2 separate regions of the Homo sapiens genome follow, and region 2 is linked to region 1. A link is a contact called in ENCODE Hi-C data. All regions are on one chromosome and are shown on one strand. Each heading gives the region's core, a stretch centred on a gene start or an enhancer-like site at or near the end of the contact. The rest is flanking DNA. Distances are from core to core; before and after follow the strand shown. Region 1 holds the start of LINC00115 (long intergenic non-protein coding RNA 115). Region 2 holds the start of AGRN (agrin).

The links. A loop is a pair of places that touch in the nucleus more often than their neighbours do. Pooled maps may share reads with other maps.
Region 2: a loop to region 1 is called in a pooled map, with 11 times the contacts of the local background. The contact joins the promoter of AGRN here to the promoter of LINC00115 in region 1. A Hi-C loop is called at or near these places in 3 of 50 pooled maps.

The regions. Positions count from the first base shown.
Region 1 is chr1:825,660-829,389 of GRCh38, reverse strand. LINC00115 (long intergenic non-protein coding RNA 115) reads left to right here and starts at 1,868. Exons shown (of 1, transcript NR_024321.1): 1 at 1,868-3,184. It overlaps LINC01128 (long intergenic non-protein coding RNA 1128), which reads right to left and starts at 1,799. Exons shown (of 4, transcript NR_047524.1): 1 at 1,615-1,799; 2 at 286-387. RefSeq lists a silencer at 1,576-1,805 and an enhancer at 1,846-2,175.
Region 2 is chr1:1,018,157-1,021,886 of GRCh38, reverse strand. It overlaps AGRN (agrin), which reads right to left and starts at 1,767. Exons shown (of 36, transcript NM_198576.4): 1 at 1,514-1,767. The coding sequence starts at 1,714. RefSeq lists an enhancer at 1-495 and a silencer at 2,004-2,453.

The sequences.
Region 1 (3,730 bases), core at 619-3,118:
GTTTTACTTTAAAGGTAATAGTACACACATAAATTGATGTTAAAATCGACAGTAACAAAGAGAAGTAACAATACTAATAGCCTGTCACAAACTGATTCTTAATAACCTATATAAACAAACATTAAGCCCGGGCGCCGGGTGGCTCATGCCTGTTATCCCAGCACTTTGGGAAGCCGAGGCAGGCAGATCACTTGAGGCCAGGAGTTCCAGACCAGCCTGACCAACATGGTGAAGCCCAGTCTCTACCAAAAATACAAAAAATTAGCCGGGTATATTGGCACGCACCTGTAATCCCAGCTACTTGGGAGGCTGAGGCAGGAGAATCCTTGAACCCAGGAAGCAGAGGTCGCAGTGAGCCGAGATCATGCCATTGTGACAGGAGAGAAACTGTTTCAAAAAAAAATTATATGTTTACAACAGGTGCATTCCTCCTCTTGCTTTCTGAGGACGCCCTGCTATGTAGCTGAGTAGTTGCTAATAAACTATCTTAACTTCACTATACTCTGTGACTTGCCAAAAGGTCTTTCCCATGTGAAATCCAAAAACCTGTTCTTGGGGTCTAGGACAAGACCCATTTTATAATGACAAAACTATACAAATTCTAGAGGAAAACATGGAAAGAAAGCTATGTGACCTTGGGTTTGGCCATGAGTTTTAACACGACACTATCAGAGGCATTTGAACCCCTCCTCTATATGAACTCCAGGGTGGTTTATGTTCCACTGGCTAAGAGAAAGTTTTCTTCAAAAATGTGACATGATTTGAGGTCAAACATTAATATCAAGTAAACTCAAAAGATTGAGAAGCTAGCATTAGTTCTGGGAAAACCAGAAGTGTGCCTTTTTTTGGAAATAATCATTGGTAGCACAAACTTAAGAATCTCCAAAGGAAATAAAAATGAGTTATTAACTTACAGTTTTCACCAATTAAGATATAAATGAAGCTAATGAAATCCGGAAATACAATTTCACTGTTTTTAATGTTCATTTAAAAAAAAAAATCCTTATCAAATAGCCCCAGTAAGTCACCAATTAAGTCTTTACTACTTAAAAGCAAAATCCACCTATGTCCTGAACACTATCCACTTTACAAGCCTCATTATATGTACTGGAGACAAAATTCAGAAATAAATAAATATATATGTACATATATACAAATATATTTCAAATTAAAAAATACTTTTAGAGAGTGGTATGTATTACATTTAGAAATTAATAACGAAGTAAATTATGGGATGTCATCCACGCCTGTCCCAAAGGTACCGAATTTATAAATCATCTCAGGTGCGGAGCAGGACAGGTTGAAAATAGGAATGACATGAACCCGCGCGGAACAGCTGCCGGCGCGGTGTCCAGGGCGGCACCCCGCCCGGTCCCGGCCCCTCCAGCCCTGGGCCCGACCCCTACTACGCCTCTGCCTCGACGCGAACGCGGAGCCCGAGCGCGCGTCACGCCGTGTGGGGCCGAAGAGGCTGCTACCCAGAGGCGGAGTGCGGGCTCGCGAGGGTCCCCACCCGACTCTCGCTCCCGCCAGCACCTACGGACTCGCGTCCCCGCCGCGCGCCGACTCGGGAGCAGCACCGCCCCCGGCACAGGAGCCTCACGCGCCTCTTACCTAACAGGAAGTTGGGTGGAAGCAGCGCGGACCCACGGCGCACCGAACGCACTCCAACAGAACCCGACGCAGACACGCGCTTTCAACCGGCGGAGACACTGGCAGGGCCAGAAACGCGCGCAGCGGGGGCGGGAGGTCGGTAAGCTCCCCGCCCCTGCCCGAGACCCCGCCCCGGCCCGGCCCGGCCCCGCCTTTTTCTCTGCCTCCCCTCCCTGCACGTACGCGCCCCGCCCCTCGCGCGACGTTTTTTGTTGACCCGGAAACGGATTATCCGGAGCCAAGGTCCGCTCGGGTGAGTGCCCTCCGCTTTTTGTGGCCAAACCCAGCCACGCAGTCCCCTCCCTGCGGCGTCCTCCACACCCGGGGTCTGCTGGTCTCCGCGGATGTCACAGGCTCGGCAACCGCCCTCCTGTCGGCGGGGAGTCCCGCGACGCCCGGAAATGCTCCGAAGCCTGTCGCTCAGCTGCCAGATCTGCGTCTGTGTCCGGTTCCGTCACTGAGGTCGCCCCTGTCCGGCCCTTCCACCCTAGTTCTCTTCACCGTCCGCCCATCCTATCGCGCGCGGCCTCAGGTCCCCATTCGGCATGTGGCTTGTCTTCCATCGTCCCCACCCTCGCCCCTCTTGGCCCCTCAGGGCAGCCCTGGGATTCGGCAGACGCCAGTCCTCCCTGAGATGCTTCCCCGTCCTTCCCTCCGCCAGGCCCTACGTCTCCGCAAACCCCACGCTTCGGGGTGGCCGCCTCAGACAGGACCCTGAGTCCGAGACTGGGGTAGGGGACCTGCCCGATCCTGTAACAACCCTCGTGCTTCTGCACAATCGCCTCCCACTAGCGGTGACTGTTGGGTGTCTACCTTCCCGGTGTCCCACTGAGAAGCGGGCTCCTCCTTGGCAGGGGCTTCTTCATTGCCTCGCTGTGGATGTCGAGGTGGGGCAGGAGAGTGAGGAGAAAACAGAGAGGAGGGAGGTAGAGCCAACGAGCGAGAAAAGGGGAGGGAAGTTTAGATGGGAAGTGGATGGGTCTGAGGAATTTGAACAAACACCGACAGTGAAGGAGAGTGACCTGAGCAAGCAGTAGTGGGGTAAATGGAAATAGACAAAATGGGAATCAGCAGAGATATGGAGGACAGAATACAATGAGGAGGCCTTGACCGTCAGTAGCAGAGAGGGCAGCAGAAGCCTAATTCCCAAATTCCTTAGTGGTTTTCTGATTTCCAAATTAGTTTCCCTTTTAAATTTATTGTGTCAGGTTCAGCTTATGAGGCCTCAATACTTTTCAGTCTTAATTGTATATTGAAAATACTTTTTGTTTACTAAATGCTTTTTACATTAATTCAGTGTGCACTCCGTAAGGATATTGATGATTTGAGTTAGTTTAGTATTCAACAGCTTCCTCTATTCCTTTGTATGATCTCTGTATTTAATGGCTGTGGCATAAAGTTTCCAACTAAGTATAAGTATCAAGTTTTCTTTGTGATGTTTTCTGCAAATATTGAAGGATGACCTGGATTGTCCTAGAACTTTGTTCCAACAGATTACATGTGTTCATAACGAATAAATTGCTCAAAGATATTTCCAAAGCTCACCTTTTATGTTTTTCAGTTCCAATAATTACATCTTTTTAAGGTTTATATTTTTTGATGACTTAATGTGATGTTCTGGAGAAGACAAATGCTTTTAATCAATATGATTAAAACCGTGAAAGACAAATCGCTGTTACTTAAGAGTGTGACATATGATCTGAAGTCTTTAGGGGGCAGGGATGTTAAGGGAAAACTGCCGCTATCGTATCAAGGTCATGCCATTCCTGTGAAGCTGGTGCTGGTTACTCTCTACTGGCTTCTGTTCACCTTTCCACCGGCCCCAAGACACACACATACTGACACAAGGCAGTGGATAGGGAAAGAGCAAGACTTTATAAAGTAAGCACAGAACAAAGGTATCTTTCTAATGAGGAGGAGGTGTTGGTTCTGGGAAGGAAGCTTGGTTTTTGGGTATTCAGGATCCAGAAGTGAGAGAGCCTGGGAAGTTCAGGAACCAGAGAAAGAAAAAGACTTGCCCATTCTCACCCATGACCCTGTGCTCAGCAGGTACTAGCAGAGACTTCAGGCTCTGTGA
Region 2 (3,730 bases), core at 518-3,017, 190 kb before region 1:
TTGGGGTGCCTGCCTTCCACACTTCTCCCCACCTGCCCAGTGCTCAGGGCCCACCTCCCAGCAAGCTTGGGCAGTGGAGGAGGGGGATGGGGCGTTGGGGTAAGGGGCCAGCTTGGCCCTGTGGCTGGGCTGAGACGCCCCTTCCTCGGGCTTCTACAGTCTGTGCACTCAGGGCAGCCTGTGAACCACGAAATCAAGTTTGGGCAGTGCAGGGTGCCCCACCCTCCACCTTCTCAGCTCCTGGGGCCCTGAGGGCAGCTGCTCTGACGGTGGCCTGTGGTAAAGGCTACAGCCGACCTGGCGGCCCTCACGGGGACAGGGACCCACGCACTCACGCACTCCCCTGAGAACAAAGCCGGGAGAAGCAGCCCCTTCCTCAGATCTGGGGGGCTGGGGCTGCCGGATGGGGGGAGAGACAATGGTTGGCCTGTCCACTGCGCAGCCCCTGCTGGGAGCCTCAGGACTGCGGCATCCGCAGGGACCCCCTCCAGTTGCGCAGGCAGAGCCTCTTCCACGCCCCCCAACAGTAGGCTCCAGGAGGCAGATGACCCAGGCAGGGGGAGGGCCTGGTGGCTTTCATCGCCTTCCCCCACCCCAGCCACACCCAGGAGCAGCGGGGAGGAAGTCGGGAAAATCCTGCAGGGGCCTGGCAAAGTGCCCTGGCCGCTGTGGAGGAGACTGGGCCGGCGGGGGAGCCCAGCTGTAGCCCGCACCGGCCAGTCTGAAAGAAGCTGCCACCTTCTCCACCTCCGTGGAGGGAAATGAGTGGATTTCTGGTCCCAGGAGATGGTTTTGGGGGTACACGGGCGCCGGCTCTGGGTCCCCCGAGCCCCTACTAGGAGAAGATGGTGGGGGTCCCAGCGTACCTACCCCGGGGGCTCCCAGAAGCACCTGAAGGAGAAACCAGGGAAACTTCCCCTCCCCGGGGTGGGGAGCCCCGGTTCCCGCAGGAGCGCGATGGGGCACCGGCCCTGCCCCCAAGCACACGAGGCCCGGTGACGGCCCCGCCCACCTCTCTGCTCCTGCACGCCCCCCCCCCGCACCACTGCGGCACCCCCCACCTGGCTCCCGGGGTTGGGAGCTCAGGCTGTGCGCCCCTTTTTCTCTCCTGACCAACCCCTCTCGCCCCGGGAAAGGCCTCTGGGGAGGGGAACAAGCGGATCCCAGGCCCAGCCCCCGCTCCCCGCCCGGGCAAAGGCCCCCCCTCCCCAGGCCCCTCTCCTTCTCGGCCGGTAGGGAGGGCGCGCGGCAGCCGCAGTCCGTGGGCGAGGTGCACTTGTCTCCGCGAGGAGGGAGGCGGCGGCGGGCGGAGGACGGCGGCGGCGCAGCAACTTTCCCCGGCGCCCGCGAGTTTCCCGGGACCCGGCGACCCCCCCTCCCGGGGCTTGGCGGTCGCCAAGGGAGCCGGAGCGGGGGCTGCGGAGCGACCGGGGCTGGTTCCCACGGCCTGGGGCGGGGGTCCCGGCGGGGCGGCAGGCGTCGCGAGGGGAGGCCGGGGTCCGGGTGGGCGCACCTTGCAGGAGTACGTGTGCTGCACCGGGTCCACGTTGAGGATCTCCTCCACCGTCCCGGTGAGCACCACGTTCGCCTCCTCCTCGCGCCGCTCCAGCGCGCGCTCCGGGCATGTCCCGCCGGCTCCGGGCAGGACGCACGCGGCCACCACAAGGAGCGGCAGCAGCGGCCGCAGCGGGCCCGGGTGGGACCGGCCGGCCATGGCGCAGGCGAGAGGCGGCGGAGGAGCGCGCGGGCCGCGCCGGGGACGGGACTGGACAGGACGGGACGCAGCTCCGGAGGCGGCGGAGCGCGGGCGGGCGGGCGGGGGGGGGCGGGGCCAGGGCGGCGCCCCTCCCCCTCTCTCCTCCCCGCCCCCCTACCCCCTCCCCGCGCCCTCCTCCTCCCCCTCCTCCTTCCTTCCCCCTCCCGCCCCCTCCCTCCTCCCTCCCCCGGCCCGCCCGGAGGCCGGCGACCCGCGCCGCCGCGAACAAAGCCCCGGGACGCAGCGCCCGGCGCGGCCGTGGGGCGGGAAAGGGGCGGCCCGGGAGGGGGCGGGGAGAGGAGAGTGGGGGGCGGGTCTGGATCCCGCAGGCGCCCCTCCCCCGCCGCGGCCCCCCGGAAGTGCGGCTGCACCCGAGTTAATGCCTAATCTGGAGGAGACGTGACGGGACTGCCGAGGGGCTCCGGGCGGCGCGGAGCCGGGCGGCAGGGCTCGAAGGCCGCCGGGAGGGGCCCCAGACCCGGCCCCGATCCCGCTCCGCAGGCCGCGCCCCTCCCCCGCGGGGCCGGACACCGAGGCTCGGCCGGGCCGGACCCCCCGGGAGCTGCGGCGCGGAGGCGGGTCCCGGTGCCGGGGCGGGCGCTGATTGGCCAGCACGGGGCGCGGCCCCGCCCCTCCCGGCCCCGCCCCCCCAGGCCCCGCCGCGGGGAGGTTCGCGCCCCCTTCCGTCCCGCGGCTGCAAGCGCGGGTCCCGCCACGCCCCTTCCCAGCTCTGGGCCGGGCGCCTCTGCAGCTTGGCCTGGCTGGGTGCAGGGGGAAACTGAGGGCTGGAGGACCCAAGTGGGAGCCTGGCCTAGCTGAAGATTGAAAGGAGGGAGCGGAGGCCCCCTTTGTCCCTTCAGAACTGTGTCTAGGCTGGGCGTGGTGACTCACGCCTGTCATCCCAGCACTCTGGGAGGCGGAGGCAGCAAGATCTCTTGACACCGGGTGTTCGAGACTAGCCTGGGCAAAATAGCAAGACCCCATCTCTCAAAAAAATTAAAAATTAGCTGGATGGGCCGGGCGCAGTGGCTCACGCCTGTAATCCCAGCACTTTGGGAGGCTGAGGCAGGTGGATCACGGGAGGTCAGGAGTTCGAGACCAGCCTGGCCAACATGGTGAAACCCCGTCTCTACTAAAAATACAAAAATTGGCCGGTGTGGTGGCAGGCGCCTGTAGTCCTAGCTACTTGGGAGGCTGAGGCAGGAGAATCGCTTGAACCCAGGAGGCGGAGGTTGCAGTGAGCTGAGATGGTGCTGAGAGGTGACAGCGTGCTGGCAGTCCTCACAGCCCTCTCTCGGTCTTCACGCCTCCTCTGCCTGGGCTCCCACTTTGGTGGCACTTGAGGAGCCCTTCAGCCCACCGCTGCACTGTGGGAGCCCCTTTCTGGGCTGGCCAAGGCGGGAGCCGGCTCCCTCAGCTTGCAGGGAGGTGTGGAGGGAGAGGCATGAGCGGGAACCGGGGCTGCGCGCGGCTCTTGCGGGCCAGCTGGAGTTCCGAGTGGGCGTGGGCTTGGTGGGCCCCGCACTTGGAGCAGCCGGCCGGCCCTGCCGGCCCGGAGCAATGAGGGGCTTAGCACCCGGGCCAGCGGCTGCGGAGGGTGTAGTGGGTCCCCCAGCAGTGCCAGCCCACTGGCGCTGCACTCGATTACTCGCCAGGCCTTAGCTGCCTTCCGGCGGGGCAGAGCTGGGGACCTGCAGCCCACCATGCCTGAGCCTCCCACCCCCTCCGTGGGCTCCTGTGCGGCCCAAGCCTCCCCGATGAGCGCTGCCCCCTGCTCCACCGTGCCTAGTCCCATGACCACCCAAGGGCTGAGGAGTGCGGGTGCACAGCGCAGGACTGGCAGGCAGCTCCACTTGCAGCCCCAGTGCGGGATCCACTGGGTGAAGCCAGCTGGGCTCCTGAGTGGTGGAGACGTGGAGAACCTTTATGTCTAGCTCAGGGATTGTAAATACACCAATCAGCACCCTGTGTCTA